Regions from separate parts of the Homo sapiens genome. Here region 1 is linked to region 2. A link is an interaction called in ENCODE POLR2A ChIA-PET data of the cell type or tissue named here. Cell type or tissue: PC-9. All regions are shown on one strand. Each heading gives the region's core, and the rest is flanking DNA. Links, peaks and the distances in the headings are about the cores only. Region 1 has its middle 7.9 kb from the start of LINC01778. Region 2 has its middle 67 kb from the start of NKAIN1.

Region 1 (8,328 bases), core at 57-8,056, 360 kb before region 2:
AAATCCATTCCATGAATGGACCATCTTTTATTTATTCAAGTATTTTTGTACATCTAGGTAGAGGGGTTTTCTTTGTTGGCCTTTTTTAGGGTTATTTTGGAGGGCGTGTTATTATAAACTCCAAAACATCTTTGCAACTATATCGTTGGCACATCCATGATTATTCCCTTTGAATAAATTCTAAGAAGAGAAATTTCTGGGTCAATTTGTATGCAAATTGTAAAGCTTTTCATAGATATTTCCAAATTGCAGAAAGTTTCTAAAATCCAATTTACGTCTAGAAACCATTTTTTCAAGATAATTATTTTAAGTAGACATAGAGAAAAATCAGAAAATAATATGAGCAAAAGTATAAAAGTCAAAATCACTCGCAGCCTCACTGCCCAGGTATGACGTCTGCTACAACCTCCTCTCCCTGTGTCTGTGTCTCTGTCTCTCCCTCGCCCTCTCTTGCTCTCAAGCTCTTTTTGTCTCTCTCTGACTCTGTCTGTCTCTCTTGTTTCTCTAGCTCTCTGTGTCTCTCTCTGTCTCTTTCCCTCTTTTTCTCTCCTGTATCATCTATCTTTATTTATTTATTTATTCTTTTTTTTTTTTTTCCCAGGCTGGAGTGCAGTGGTGTGATCTTGGCTCACTGCAGCCTCTGCCTCCCAGGTTCAAGCAATTATCCTGCCTAAGCCTCCTGAGTACCTGAGATTACAGGCGCCTGCCACCACGCCTGGCTAATTTTTGTATTTTTAGTAGAGACGGGGTTTCACCATGTTGGCCAGGCTAGTCTCGAACTCCTGACCTCAGGTGATCCACCCACCTCGGCCTCCCAAAGTGCTGGAATTATAGGCATGAGCCACCGCACCTGGCCTCCGTATCTATCTTTCTTGTTCTTGTTCTCTGTCTTGCTCTGTCTCTGTCGCTACCTGCCCACCCCCACCTTGTTTTCCTTTCTCTGTCTCACTCTTTCTGTCTCTGCCTCTGTCTCTCTCTTTGATCAAAACTAGGGTCACCCCTCACACGGAGTTTCATAGCCTAGGCAGCACTAATAATATCTCACACTCGGGCAGAGCTTGGGGACTGGCAGGGCATATTTCACATGTTATTATTACCTTTCCCCAGGTGAGACCCTAAGGCTCCATGAAGCCAGTTGTTGTGCCTTGCCCAATGCCCACAGCTCATAAGTGTCTCCAAGTCCAGGACATTCAAGGCTCCAAGCTGTCCCAGTCACCTTCAGAGACATACCCATGCCCCTGATGCACCTGCACGGACCCACATGTGCTGTTTCCCTCGGGGGCCATGTGGTTACAAGGTCAGTCAGGCAGCTCAGCTAAGACAAGGGCTTGGTATAAGCCCCCAGGCTGTCTCCAGGAAGCCCAGGGTCCTACCAGGATGAGGATGGGGACAGGGAAGGAAGCTGCCTCTTGCCTCCCGCTCTGGGCCACAGCCTGCATCCACATCCGCCTGTCCCCAAATGTCTGCTTCTTTCATCTCTCGACACCCCCCTTCACCTGCTTCCTGCACATTGCTTACCATCCAAATCCCACACCCCATGACCTCTACCCTCTTCTTCTCTCTCCTCCCTTTTTATGGGGAACTCATCTGTCAGGCCTTGGCCTCCACCCTCAGTCCAGTGGGGCTGTTCCTCCTTGGACCCCTCGAAGCACCCTCTTCTGACCCCTGGCCTAACGTCCCCACACAGGTTCTAATGGCCAAACTGGCAAAGTTCCTGCTGTTGCCCTCACCTCCAAGGCTGGTGCTCCTGGACTCAGGGTGTGTTCCAGGTGCCTGAAGCATGGCCCACACCAGAAAAAGGTAAGCACAGGTGTGTTCCTGGCTCCAACAGCCCTCCTCCCCTCCTCTCCTCTCCTTTCTTCTCTTTTCCTTTTCCTCTTTTCTCCTCCCAGCTGCTCTTCCACCCCTCCTTTCCCTTCCTCTTATCCTCCCATCTCTGTCTACACTTCCTCCTTTGATCTCACCAAGCCCCATGGCTTTAGTTGTCATGTCTACACTGTCAATAACCAAATTTGTATCTGCTCCCAGGCATCTTGGACACAACACATCCCAAAGCAAGCTCTGGATCTTCTCCCCTGAAAAAGCCAGTTGTCTAGCATCCCACCCCCAGCACCATCTGAGTCTCCCCATCCCAGTAAGCAACATCATCACCCACCTGGTCGCTCAAGGCAGAAAAGAGGAGCTATCCTTTCTGCCTTCTTGTTTCCCACCCGCTACTTACAAGTCCCTCAGCGAAGTCTGTCTACACTGTGTCCAAACCAGTCAAGCTCGGAAGCTTCCCTCCCCGGCCATGGCCAGCACCATCTCCAACCGGGACAACTGCATGTCCTCCTGGCCCCGTCATGCCCCTCTGCTACCCGATCCCCATACAGCATCCAGAGGGAGCTGCTTCTCACATGTGAGGTCAACTCACTCTCCTGCCTAGCACCCTCTGATGGTTTCCACTGCCCTTAGAATAAACCATGCCCCCTATCCCAGCCCACGAGGCTCTGCGTGATCGGGCCCCTGCCTGCCTCTCTGGCTCGTCCCAGGCCTCTCTCCCCCTCACTCACCACCTCAAAGCTCCTCTGACCCTTCTGCCTCTGAGGACACACCAAACCCATTCCCACCTCAAGGCCTTTGTCCCTGCCTGGGTCTCTCTTCCCTCTCGTAGCTGGCTCTTCCCATTATGCGGCTCTCTCATCCTTGTGTGTCATTTGCTCAGAGAGATTGTCCCTGAGCACTCATCCTCTTTAAGAACATCGTCCCCACCCATCACCCTCTATCTCAACACTCTACTTACAATGCGTTGTATTATTATTTGCTCTTTTTACCCATCTCCCCCAGTAGGTGCTCTGTAAGGGCAGAAACCAGGTCCTCACACCATCGGTGCATGATAAAAATTAACTGACCAAATAACACGGTGGTACCCTCTTCAAGGCAACTTCGGAGTCAGACATGCCTACGTTCTCCTTCCTGCTCTGCCACATGTGTGACCCTGGACAGGGTCCTCCATCCTCTTGGCCTCAGTGTCTTTGCCAGCAAACTGGGAATAAGAATCCTGTGTCATGGGGTTGTCATAAGGGGGAAATGAGATGACGTAAGTGCAGTTCTTAGCATAATAAATGCATTCAAAGCAAATAAAAAGTGCTCAGTAAATGCAGATATTATTAAGCATATTTGTTGGATGAACAAGCAATCCCATAAAGCACGTGTTTAGAGACGTGGAACCCAAGACTCCGGAAGAGGGAGCGACTTGTTCCAGGTTGCGTGGCTACAAAGTGTCAAGTCAGGGTCACCTCCCAGGCCAGTCCGAAAGCAAGCCTCAGGGCCTGGAGATCCTCTGAAACAGGGCGTACCTGGGGCATGGTGTGCACATGGTGGAGTGAACAGATCAGAACTCAGAGAATAGCTGGGCCAGGGAGAAACAGAGTGAAGAGAATGCAGCACCAGGACCAAAACAGACCAGGACACCGAAACAGAATGGGCAGGACATTGAGCAGCAGCCATGTAAAGACTTGCTCTCAATTTGCCTAAATATGAGAGAATTGTGGGTCTCTGTGTCCTGGATTGATGCGGGATCCTGAAGCCACTCAATGGCCTCTGCATGCCAGAATCCCATCCTGCTGCCCTTCAGGACTCTCCCTGCCCCTGCCAAGGTGGAGGGGTGGGTGCTCAGACAGCAGAGTGACCACCCGGGCACCTCCTCGGGATGCTGCGGCCAGGGGACGCAATGCATCAGCAGGTGGGCTGGGGTCCAGGCCCATCCTGGAAAAGGCCGGCTGCAAGTTTCCATGGAGCCCGTCGCCATGGTAACCAAGCCTCCGCGGCAGGACTCCAGCAGAGCCAGGAAAGACAAGCTCCTTTCTTGTCCATATCCCAGGAGCCTGCAGGAGGGGGGCGGAGGGAAGTGGGGACAATCAGGCTTTCTGAACCAGGATGGGGGTGGGGGCAGAGAGAAGCGGAGGCTGTCTTCCTGCTCAATGGGTCAGCTATAAACTGCCAGAACGTGGCACCCTATTTCACGCCTCTGTGATTTGCTCGTGCTCTTCTCTCCCCTGGAATGCCCTCCCCCACCCTTGTCTCCCTGGAGCGCTCCCAGCTGTCATCTGTGCCTCACTGACCCTTCTGGGCAGAGTCAGTCCTTCCCTCCTCTGGTCACCTTTCACATATCCCCAGGGTGTCTGGCTCACCCACAGGCTTGGGGCGTGTGGTGGTGGTAAGAGCACAAGCTCTGGAATCAGGGAGATCTGAGTCACATCCCAGCTCTGCCATGAACATGTCAGTGACTCTAAGTAAGCCACTTATCCTCTCTAAGCCTCTACTTCCTGCTCAATGGGTCAGGACTCACTGAGCTCAATGCTCAATGGGTCATTCCTCATCTGCCATCTTCCAGCTGTGTGATCTTGAGTAAGTTTCCAAACCTCTCTGAGGCTCAGTTTCTTCTTCTGAAAAGTGAGGTGATGTCCGTGAGGTGCTTGATGCACACCTTGCATGTAATAAATGTCACTGATTGTTCTCATGTGTAGTGAGCGCTTCCTCTCTGCCCCCTGGGGAGTGGACTTCCAGTCCCTGCCAGGCCTGGTTTATCCCCGAGCTTACACTCAGGCTCCCAACCCCTATACTAAGCCCTCCCCTCTGCCAGGAGTCCTGGCCTGGCATTGTCCATGCCTTTCAGAGTAGGGTCTTTGAGAGGCACGAACTTTCCCTGCCCAGAGCAGGGACTGGCACACCACACAGAGCTGACATTTCCAGTCTGACATCTGAGAGCAAGCATTGTGAAGGAGAATAGATTCCACGAGAGCTTCCTGACAGCAGGGTCAGCCTTTGGGCTGCGTGTGTGTGTGTGTGTGTGTGTGTGTGTGTGTATGGCTGTCAGCAAACGCTCTAACATGCACACACAAACACATATGTGTACTCATGTCCTCACAAATTCACACACACACACCACACACAAAACTGACCTGGGAAAATGCAAAGATGTCCCTGATCACTGTGGTCCATGTCCCGGAGACCAGCCCATGACCCCATTTCTTCCCAAACTCCTCCCTCTGGAGCCCAACCCTGAGGCTCTCTGTTGTTTATGGAGCAGGTGAGGGATGACGACATGACCCTTCCTGGTCTCATCATCCGGGGACTCAACTGGGGGAAGTGAAAAGGCCAGGTCACCATCCGGACAACTGGTCTACCTATCCACAGGTCTCCAAGTCCACCTGTGGCATTTGGATACCTGGGATCATGCAGTCAGCATCCTTGCCCCCACTGCTGCTGAGCAGGCCCAGCTATGGACTGTCAAACTGCCCACACCCTGCTGCTACCTCCCTTTGAGTTCCCTGGCCCAGGCTAGGGTCTCAGACCCCCCAGCCCCTTTGTTCCATCCTGGGCATCAGAGTCCACAAGGTCAGGCCATATGCCCTGTCTCCCTGGTCTCCAAACCATCCTGAGATGCAGGCAGGGGAGGTGGTCACCTCCTTCAAACCTTGAGGCTGATCAATGCCAGCTGACATTTATTGAGCACTTACCCTATGCCAGCCACTGTGCTAAGCACCATACCTGTATTTCTTCCTCCACCCTCATAATAACACTCTAAGGGAGGTGATCTCATCATCCCCACTTTGCAGATGGGGAGACTAGGCACAGAGGTGTTCAGAAGCACAGCTAAGAGGGTGTTCCAATGGGAATTAAAACTCAGGCATTCTGGATGCACGGCCCAAACTACATTGTGTCTACTCAGCCACACTGACCTGGGCACAGCTAGAATGTGAGGGGACTCAAAAAGTGACATCCCAGTTCCCCTCCTGAGTTTAGAACATGCCGGTGACAGTCAGATGGTGGGCAGAATAATGCCAGCTCCATTCATTCGTTTGAGAAATATTTACTGAGCACCTACTATGTGCCTGCACTAAGCACTGGGGATCTCGCAATAAAAAAAGAAAACAAAAAAAAAACCTTGGTCCGATGGAGTGATGATTTTGGTGGGAAAGACACAATAAACAAGGTAAGTAAATGAAATAAAATGTGTTAGTAGTAAGTGCTAAGGAGAAGAAAAGCAGGGAAAGGGGAATGAAATGTCAAGGGGTTGGTGGGGGGAGGGGGTGTTGCAATCATAAGAAGCCAAGAGCGTGATACTTGAGTTAAGACCTAAGCGGCTAAGTATGGTCATGCATTCATCTGGAGGAAGAGCATTCCAGGCAACGGCCGTGAGGCAGGAGCTGGCCTGAGGAGCTCAGAATCAGCACAGCCATTGTAACTGGAATGGAGTGAGAGGGAGGGGCACAGGGGAAGTAAAGGTTAGAAGAGGCCAGAGGGGACCGGGATCGAGATGGTGAGAGCTCTCCAGGTTGCCATGAGGAATCTGGCTTGTGCTCAGGTGAGTTGGAAAGCCAGTGATGTGAAGTGATGTCACAGACAAAGCTGCCTGGAGGAGGCGGCTTTAGCCAAATGGGCTTGTGAATACCCCCGCCCCTGAATTAGACTCATCCTCTCTGTCCCTGGCAGTGCTGGACAAGCACAGACCTCCCCAGGGGGCAAAGCCAGCCTGCTGAGCTCAGCTGCTACTGAAGAACCACCCAGAACATAAGCCCCTCTGCAGGCAGGCTGCACTGAGGACATAGGCTATGCCCAGTGGGAGGCAAGCTGAACAGGTCCCTCACCCCACACTCGCCCATCAGCTCCGTGGGCAGGAGTCAGGGAGGGACAGAGAGAGGCCAGGCATGTTCGTGGTGGATGCCTTTCCACATTTGGTTATTAAAAGGCAAGAAATGAGTCTGGTCCAGGCATCTGAAGGCGGGGAGTCTGTCTCAGGCTGAGCATGCACAGGCTTTGATTCTTCATTAATGTCAGCATGGCCACCAACTCCCTCGACAAGAATAACAACCCCTCATGTCTGCAGAGAAGTATACATTCTGTCATGTGCTTCCCAGTTGAAGGAGGAGAAACCAAAGGCCCACAGTCCCAGAGATAAGTGGTGGAGCTGAGGTTTAAGCCCAGGTCTGTCCCACTCCATGGCCAGTGGCTCTTCCATATACCCCAGCTGATAACTAGGGTAGCATTAGCATTTCAGCTGCGCCAGCAGCACTATCTATATTTGGAAGTTGTATGGGAAAACTTACAAGATGAAAGACCTTTTAAGGTATGTGCATTTTTACCACAATAAAAGTATAAATACAGCAATAATAAAGAATAGTAAATATAAAATAGTACCCTGTTGTCTACATTTATCAGTAATCTTGTGTTGTTCACAATGATGGTGGCTACCGTTTGGAGTGCTGACTCCGTGCTAGGTGCTAGGTGCCGCGCCAAACACTGTGCATCTCCCTACCGACGTGTGGGGCAGGAGACCCCTGGGAGACATCTCCCCTCATTTTCTAACCTTTGAGTCTGCAACTCTCAGATGTTTCTTGGGATACCTTAGAGGACCAATGATCTCAAAGAGCTTTCCCTTCCCCATGCCTCTCTTCTTCCTTACAACATCTGGACAGAGGAGCAGCTGGGCTCCCAGAGGAAGCGCAAGACCTGCAGCCCCTCCACTGACAAGGTCAGGGCTCAGGGTCTCAAACAGAATCCAAGACTCTTTCTCTGCTTGGCCAAAGGTCAGAGGAATTAGCCTTGGAGTAACTAGTTTATGAGGCCTTGGACAGGTCACGGGAGTTCCTCATTCTAGCAAATGGAGGTGAGTTATTGGTATTAGGTTGCTCTGAGGTCTAAATATGAGAATACATATAAAGCAGCTGAGGATAACAAAAGGTATGGTTATTAGGGGGCAGGAATTGGTCCCTATTCATGTCAGGGAATAACAGAATGCAGCTTACAGCAGTGGTTTTCAAAAAAGCACACATTGTCCTTTCAGCCACTAGATTGCTGGTTCTCAAGCTTTAGCCCCTGGGGGAGGGGGAGCTGTTGAAACAGACTGCTGGCCCCACTCCCCTGGAGTTTCTGATTCTGCAGCTGCTCTGGCGTGGGGCCTGAGAATTTGCATTCTCAGACGTTCCCAGGTGATGCTGATGCGGCTGGTCTGGAGTCCAGGCTTTGAGAAGCACTGCCCTTGATCACCAGTTCTCAACTGTGGCTGCACCTTAGCGTGGATCAGGGGGATGCCTCAGCCAGCTCTGAGTCCTGGGTCACACTCTTGGAGATTCTGAGGGTACAGCTCCGACACTGGGAGTTTTCCAAGCTCCCAGTTGATTCTAATGTGCAAGCCCAAATTGAGAACCGCTGCCCTGAGTAGAGGGAGGAGAGCTAAACGGGCCTCCTCGTTGAGTGGGCCCGCCTGTAGCATCTGCCACAACCACCAGCCACTAAGAGCAGGCAGCTGTGGGGAGGGGTTTGAGAAAGCCCTATCATTGCTAA
Region 2 (8,328 bases), core at 114-8,113:
TCCCCAAGTGCTGGGATTACAGGCATGAGCCACCACTCCCATCCCTTTTTTAATTTTTAAAATTCATTTTTTAGAGATGGGGTCCTACTCTGTCACCTAGGCTGGGAGGCAGTGGTACAATCACATAGCTCACTGCAGCCTTGAACTCCTAGACTCAAGTGATCCTCCCACCTCAGCCTCCTGAATTGCTGGGATTACAGGTGTGCTTTTACCACACCCAGCTTCCTAAGTCTTAACTGCAATCTCATGAAAGATTCTGGCCAGCACCACTCAGCTAAGCTGCTCCTGAATTTCTGACCCACAAAAACTGTGGGAAGTAATGTTTGTTGGTTTTAGCCACTGTTTTGGGGTGATTTGCTATGCGAGCAATAAAAAATTAAGAGTCCCCCAAGTTTTAGGGTAGTGGTTCATGGCTCTGGCTAGGCATCAGAATTCCCCATGAATGTTAAGAAAAAAATGCAAAGGAATTTGCCGTGAAACAATATGTGTTCAGTGGTTAGAGACTGAGCTCAGGAGTCAGAGAGGCTGGACTTGAATGCGGATGCTGCCACTTACTAGCTGTGTAGACTTGGGTAAGTGACTTTATCTATGCCAGCTTTCGTTTCTCCATCTATAAGCTGGTGGTAATAGAACTTACTTTCTTAGGATTGTTAGGAAGACTAACAAGAGCATTTATGTTGATTCTGTCCAGTAGGTAAGCTGTAAGAAAGAAATCTAGGGCCTTGTCTGTCCTGTTCACTGCTGTAGCCCAGTATCTAGGACAGTTCCTGGAACATAGTAGGTATTCATTAAGCATTTCTTTTTCTTTTTCTTTTTCTTTTTCTTTCTTTTCTTTTTTTTTTTTTTTTTTTTTTTTTTGAGACAGAGTCTCACTCTCTTGCCCAGGCTGGAGTGCAGTGGCACGATCTTGGCTCACTGCAACCTCTGCCTGCCAGGTTCAAGTGATTCTCCTGCCTCAGCCTCCTGAATAGCTGGACCACAGGCATGTGCAACCACAGCTGGTTAATTTTTAAATTTTTTGTAGACACAGTATCTTGCTATGTTGTCTAGACTGGCCTTGAACTTCTGGGCTCAAGCAATCCTCCCATTTTGGCCTCCAGAGTGCTGGGATTACAGGTGTGAGCCACTTCCCCAGGCCCCTTGTTTATTTATGGTGTGCATCCTCCCAGGAGACATCCTCACCAAGAGCAGGGATTACTGTCTGTTTAGTTCACTGCTTATTCACAATTTCTGGCACATAGCAGGTGCTTAATAAACATTTGAAGGATGAATTCAGATGCGTGGGCTCCAGGTTCCAATGAATTATAACCTGTTACGCAGGTAGAGCCCAGGAATCTGTATTTTATTTAAAAAATTTATACGTATATATGTTTATAAACTTTATTTTAGGAGACAGGATCTCACTATGTTGCCCAGGCTAGACTCAAACTCCTGGTCTCAAGGGATCCTCTTGTCTCAGCCTCCCAAGTAGCTAGGACTACAGGTGCACCCCACTGAGCCTAGTGGAATCTATATTTTATTTTATTATTATAAATTATTTTTGAGACAGAGTCTTGCTCTGTTGCCCAGGCTGGAGGGCAGTGGTGCGATCTCAGCTCACTGCAACCTCCGCCTCCTGGGTCCAAGCAATTATCATGCTTCAGCCTCCCCCATAGCTGGGATTACATGTGTGGGCCACCACGCTTGGCTAATGTTTGTATTTTTAGTAGAGACGGGGTTTTGCCACATTGGCCAGGCTGGTCTTGAACTCCTGGCCTTTAGTGATCCGCCGACCTCAGCCTCCCAAAGTGTTGGTATTACAGGCATGAGACACTGTGCCTAGCTGTATCTGTATTTTAGAAAGGCATCCCAAGTATAGTGAAGGTTGAGAAGCTCTATCCCAGAATGTCAGCAGTAAAGCAGCCAATGAGTATCATGCAAGCAAAGTCCAGCCCTCTCATTTCACAGATGACATCACCAAGAGCAGAGTGAGAGTAGTTCCCCAAGGTCACAGGTTGTTGACAGAGAAAGAACTAGTGCCAACAGTAGTGTCGGATACCCAACACAAGGCTCCCTGGAGCTCCAGCTGGCCTGGGCCTGCTCAGTCTCATTCCAGGGCTGACTGAGGGGAACTGCTGAGTCACTGGAACTGAGGCCCAAGGCAGGGTGTGGCCTCCATCGCCTGGTTAGGGGTGGGGCAGAGTGGGACTGCCCCCACCTCCTCTGGGTGACTGAGGCTGAGGCCGGAAGAGGGACAGGCAGAGAGCTCAGACTGCCTCCCCATTCGTGGGACCCCCTCCCTTCACGTGAAACCACCTTTGCAAAGATTGTAACTGAGGAAATTATGACAGTGAAAGGGATCTGACCTAACCGACACCATCTTGCTTTTAACCTCTAAGCTGCCCTTGTTCATTCTTGGGTGTAGGCCAAAGTAACCTTGGGAAGGAATTCAGTTTATACTTTAACTTTGAAACAAAAATTATAATAGCCCTTTCCCGAAATAAACCCCCTTCTTTTTTTTTTCTGAGACTGAGTCTTGCTCTGCTGCCCAGGCTGGAGTGCACTGGTGCGATCTCAGCTCACTGCAAGCTCTGCCTCCCGGGTTCACGCCATTCTCCTGCCTCAGCCTCCCCAGTAGCTGGGACTACAGGTGCCTGCCACCACGTCCGGCTAAATTTTGTATTTTTTTAGTAGAGATGGGGTTTCACCGTGTTAGCCAGGATGGTCTCGATCTCCTGACCTCGTGATCCACCCACCTTGGCCTCCCAAAGTGCTGGGATTACAGGCGTGAGCCACTGCACCCGGCTGAAATAAACCCCCTTCTTGCCTGGGGACCGGTCTGCCTTCATAGGACTAAGAAATTATTGGCCGGGCACGGTGGCTCACGCCTGTAATCCCAGCACTTTGGGAGGCCGAGGCAGGCAGATCACGAGGTCAGGAGATCAAGACCATCCTGGCTAACACGGTGAAACCCCATCTCTACTAAAAATACAAAAAATTAGCTGGGCACGGTGGCAGGCGCCTGTAGTCCCAGCTACTCGGGAGGCTGAGGCAGGAGAATGGCGTGAACCCGGAAGTTGGAGCTTGCAGTAAGCTGAGATCACGCCACTGCACTCCAGCCTGGGTGACAGAGCAAGACTCCGTCTCAGAAAAAAAGAAAAAAAGAAATTACATGATTAGAAATTATGGTTTATTGGGAGGCCAAGGCGGGCAGATCACCTAAGGTCAGGAGTTCAAGACCAGCCTGGCCAACATGGTGAAACCCCATCTCTACTAAAAATACAAAAATTAGCTGGGTGTATGATGGTGGGCGCCTGTAATCCTAGCTACTCAGGAGGCTGAGGCAGGAGAATCGCTTGAACCTGGGAGGCGGAAGTTGCAGTGAGCCGAGATCCTGTTACTGCACTCCAGCCTGGGTGACAGAGCAAAACTCAGTCTCAAAAAAAAAAAAAAATTACGGTTTAAGAACCATGCAGGCTCTGGCTGCAAGAGCCTGAACCTCCTCAAATTGCTCCTGGGAATAACATCACTGTTGTCAAACCTAAGATCAGTGCTTGAGATATTTTGCAGACCTTGCTGTTCCCAGCTGACGCCATCCAGACCCATAATCTGGCTCAACCAGTTCTTTGATCTCACCCTGAAACAGTAGACAGCATGAAAAACTCACTTCATAGGGGCCGGGTGCGGTGGCTTACGACTATAATCCCAGCACTTTGGGAGGCCGAGGCAGGCGGATCATAACGTGAAACCCCATCTCTACAAAAATTACAAAAAAATTAGGTGGGCACATGACTGTAATCCCAGATACTAGGGAGGCTGAGGCAGGAGAATTTTGCTTGACCCCGGAAGGCGGAGGTTGCAGTGAGCCGAGATCGTGCCACTGCACTCCTGCCTGGGCAACAGAGTGAGACTCTGTCTCAAAAAAAAGAAAGAAAAACTCACCTCAACCTCATGGTTCCTGTTGGTTTTATCTCCAACCTGACCAATTAGCAGTCCCCACTTCCTGAGCCCCTACCCACTAAATTATCCTTAAAAACTCCCATCTCTGAATTTTCAGAGAGACTTATTTGAGTAACAAAACTCCGTTCTCCTGTACAGCCAGCTCTGCATGAATTACTCTTTCTCTATTGCAATTTTCCTGTCTTGATAAATCGGCACTGTCTAGGCAGTGGGTAAGAAGAATTCACTGGGCGGTTACACCAGGACCCCAGTCTTTGACCAAACTAATCTAGTGGTGAAGTTAAACCAATGCTCAATTTCAGGAATTGGGTTATAGCCTTTGAAATGGCTAATCCATTTTTAAAAATTTTCAGATTGTCAGTAATAAATAAAATTAAGCTTAAATGTAATTCAGCTTTGAGAAAATATTCTTATTTTATTTTTATATTGTGAGACAGAGTCTTGCTCTGTTGCCCCGGCTGGAGTGCACTGGCGTGATCTCGGCTCACTGCAACCTCCACCTCCCGGATTCTAGTGAGTCTCCTGCCTTAGCCTCCCAAGGAGCTGGGACAACAGATGCGTGCCACCACACCTGGCTAATTTTTGTATTTTCAGTAGAGATTGGGTTTCACCATGTTGGCCAGGCTGGCCTCAAATTCCTGACCTCAGGTGATCTGCCTGCCTTGGCCTCCCAAAGTGCTGGGAGAGGAATGAGCCATTGCACCGGCCAGCTTTGAGTAAATATTCTTTTCTTTTTTTGAGATGGAGTCTCATTCTGTCACCCAGGCTGGAGTGCAGTGGCATGATCTTGGCTTACTGCAAACTCCGCCTCCCGGGTTCAAGTGATTCTTCTGCCTCAGCCTCCTGGGTAACTGGGACTACAGGTGCCTGCCACCACACCCGGCTAATTTTTGTATTTTTAGTAGAGATGGGGTTTCACCATATTGCCCAGGCTGGTCTCAAAATCCTGACCTTGTGATTCACCTGCATAAGCCTCCCAAAGTGCTGGGATTACAGGCGTGAGCTGCCGCACCTGGCTTGAGAAAATACTCTTAAAGCCAGCTCTTGATATGAGGGAGCTGGCAGGCATAATTTGACAGCGTCTTGAAGACAGTGACATAGGTGGGTTTCAAAGCTGTTTGAATGCCTCTTCACCAGGGCCTAAGATTTCCCAAACCTGGATCACCTGGGGCACTGGTGAAAAGCACAGATTCCCATCACTGCCTAGGGGATGTTGGATTCAGTGTGTCTCAGAGTAATTGGGGCTCAGGAATCTGGATTTTAAGGGATTCTTAAATTCTGCAAGACTGGGCCAGGCATGGTGGCTCATGCCTGTAATCCCAGCACTTTGGGAAGCCTAGGTGGGTGGATCGCCTGAAGTCAGGAGTTCAAGACCAGCCTGGCCAACATGGCGAAACCTCATCTCTACTAAAAATACAAAAATTAGCTGGGCGTGGTGGCGCATACCTGTAATCCCAACTACTCGGGAGGCTGAGGGAAGAGAATTGCTTGAACCCAGGAGGTGGAGGTTGTAGTGAGCTGAGATCACGCCATTGTACTCCAGCCTGGGTGTGACAGGGCGAGACTCCATCTCCAAAAAAGAAAAAAAATATTCTGTAAGATTGAAAACGACTGCCCTGGCCCTTTGGAATAATGAATCTTCTTAGAAAGGAATGAGGCCTTGGTGTCAGGACCTACTTCATCCCTAATCTGTTTAGAAGTTGCAAGACTCACATTCCAATGCACTGAAGAAAACATTATGTCCCTAAGTCCCAGTAGACTGTTGTGCTTGTCAAATGCACCATGGGTCAATTCACATTTCATTGCTTCAAAGAATGCCATGGGCACCTTTATGACTCGGCAGTTATTGGAAGATGGTCAGCCCTACCTGGATTATTTTAATATGCAGAAGTTGTTGGAAGATGGCCTCAGGATGGCAGGAGCTGGGGGAACATCCACTGGACTGCCTGGGAGGACTAGCTCAACTGGTTCCAGAGTGGGGAATTTAATATTTGGATCCAGGTCTGCCTGACTCCTGCAGTTCATGCTGATTATTACTGTACTAGCTCTCCCAAGTTAATACACAGAGTGCTCATCATCACACACATGAGACACATGCCTACATGCAGAAGTGAGACACGCTAGGCCTCTTGCAGACAGAACATTGCTTCCTGCTTTCCTCCTCTAGCCTAACCTTCCAGCCCTGCCCACTCTCTCTAAAGTATGGCTCTAATTGATTAGCTTGTGATGGAAATCCTTCAATGGTTCCCCATCGCTATCACTCAGGCTGATGCATTGATTCAACAATCAGGACTGCTGTAACCTAGATACAACTCTCTTTTTTTTGAGATTGGGTCTTTACCAACTGCAGTGGCTCATGCCTGTAATCTCAGCACATTGGGAGGCTGAGATGGGCGGATCACTTGAGGCCAGGAGTTCAGAACTAGCCTGGCCAACATGGCGAAACCCTGTCTCTACTAAAAATACAAAAATTAGCTGGGTGTGGTGGCACATGCCAGTAGTCCCAGCTACATGGGAGGCTGAGGCACGAGAATTGCTTGAATCCGGGAGGCAGAGGTTGCAATGAGTCAAGATCAAGCTACTGCACTCCAGCCTGGGGTGACAGAGTGAGACTCTGTCTCAAAAAATAAATAAATAAATAAATAAATAAATAAATAAGAAAGAGAGAGAGATGGGAGAGTTGGGGTCTTGCTCTGTCACCCAGGCTGGAGTGCAGTGGTATGATAAGAGCTCACTGCAGGCTTAAACTCCTGGGCTCAAGCTATCCTCCTGAGCACACACCTGTGGTCCCAGCTACTCAGGAGGCTGAAGAGGGAAGATCGCTTGAGCCTAGAAGGGCAAGGCTGCAGTGAGCCATGATTATGCTACTGCACTCCAGCCTGGGTGATAGAGCAAGACCCTGTCTCTCATCTCAAAAAAAAAAGAAAAAAGAAAAAGAGGTGCATTGGACTCTCCCTCTCCCTCTCCGTCTCCCTCTCCGTCTGCCTCTCCCCTTTCCACGGTCTCCCCTCTCCCTCTCTTTCCACGGTCTCCCTCTCATGCCCAGCTGAAGCTGGACTGTACTGCCGCCATCTCGGCTCACTGCAGCCTCCCTGCCTGATTCGCCTGCCTCAGCCTGCCGAGTGCCTGCGATTGCAGATGCGCGCCGCCACGCCTGACTGGTTTTCGTATTTTTTTGGTGGAGACGGGGTTTCGCTGTGTTGGCCGGGCTGGTCTCCAGCTCCTAACCGCGAGTGATCCGCCAGCCTCGGCCTCCCGAGGTGCCGGGATTGCAGACAGAGTCTCGTTCACTCAGTGCTCAATGGTGCCCAGGCTGGAGTGCAGTGGCGTGATCTCGGCTCGCTGCAGCCTCCATCTCCCAGCCGCCTGCCTTGGCCTCCCAAAGTGCCGAGATTGCAGCCTCTGCCCGGCCGCCACCCTGTCTGGGAAGTGAGGAGCGTCTCTGCCTGGCCGCCCATCGTCTGGGATGTGAGGAGCCCCTCTGCCTGGCTGCCCAGTCTGGAAAGTGAAGAGGTCTCTGCCCGGCCGCCATCCCATCTAGGAAGTGAGGAGCGTCTCTGCCCGGCCGCCCATCGTCTGAGATGTGGGGAGCGCCTCAGCCCCGCTGCCCCGTCTGGGATGTGAGAAGCGCCTCTGCCCGGCCGCGACCCCATCTGGGAGGCGAGGAGCGTCTCTGCCCGGCCGCCCCGTCTGAGAAGAGAGGAGACCCTCCGCCTGGCAACCGCCCCGTCTGAGAAGTGAGGAGCCCCTCCGCCCGGCTAACACCCCGTCTGGGAAGTGAGGAGCGTCTCCGCCCGGCAGCCACCCCGTCCGGGAGGGAGGTGGGGGTGTCAGCCCCCCTCCCGGCCAGCCGCCCCGTCCGGGAGGGAGGTGGGGGGGTCAGCCCCCTGCCCGGCCAGCCGCCCCATCTGGGAGGGAGGTGGGGGGGTCAGCCCACCGCCCGGCCAGCCGCCCTGTCCGGGAGGTGAGGGGCGCCTCTGCCCGGCCGCCCCTACTGGGAAGTGAGGAGCCCCTCTGCCCGGCCAGCCGCCCCGTCCGGGAGAGAGGTGGGGGTGTCAGCCCCCCGCCCGGCCAGCCACCCCGTCCGGGAGGGAGGTGGGGGGGTCAGCCCCCCGCCCGGCCAGCCGCCCCGTCCGGGAGGTGAGGGGCGCCTCTGCCCGGCCGCCCCTACTGGGAAGTGAGGAGCCCCTCTGCCCGGCCAGCCGCCCCGTCCGGGAAGGAGGTGGGGGGGTCAGCCCCCCGCCTGGCCAGCCACCCCGTCCGGGAGGTGAGGGGCACCTCTGCCTGGCCGCCCCTACTGGGAAGTGAGGAGCCCCTCTGCCCGGCGGCCACCCCGTCTGGGAGGTGTGCCCAGCAGCTCATTGAGAACGGGCCATGATGGCAATGGCG

Evidence for each region. Peaks named below come from ENCODE experiments on the same cell type or tissue, not always from the same donor. Only the 100,000 strongest peaks of a DNase experiment are listed, where the experiment ranks them.
Region 1: POLR2A ChIA-PET joins it to region 2 with 11 read pairs; 2 of 35 experiments call an interaction of 5 or more read pairs at or near these places.

What each region holds. Positions count from the first base shown.
Region 1 is chr1:30,812,556-30,820,883 of GRCh38, forward strand. No RefSeq gene overlaps it. Among named protein-coding and RNA genes, the nearest start is that of LINC01778, 7.9 kb to the right of the region's middle. RefSeq lists an enhancer at 6,023-6,529. In PC-9, for the core only: no CTCF peak of the experiment used is centred there; a DNase peak (open chromatin) is centred at 4,216.
Region 2 is chr1:31,168,876-31,177,203 of GRCh38, forward strand. No RefSeq gene overlaps it. Among named protein-coding and RNA genes, the nearest start is that of NKAIN1, 67 kb to the right of the region's middle. RefSeq lists an enhancer at 2,032-2,281. In PC-9, for the core only: no CTCF peak of the experiment used is centred there; a DNase peak (open chromatin) is centred at 2,056; H3K27ac peaks cover 1,193 bases.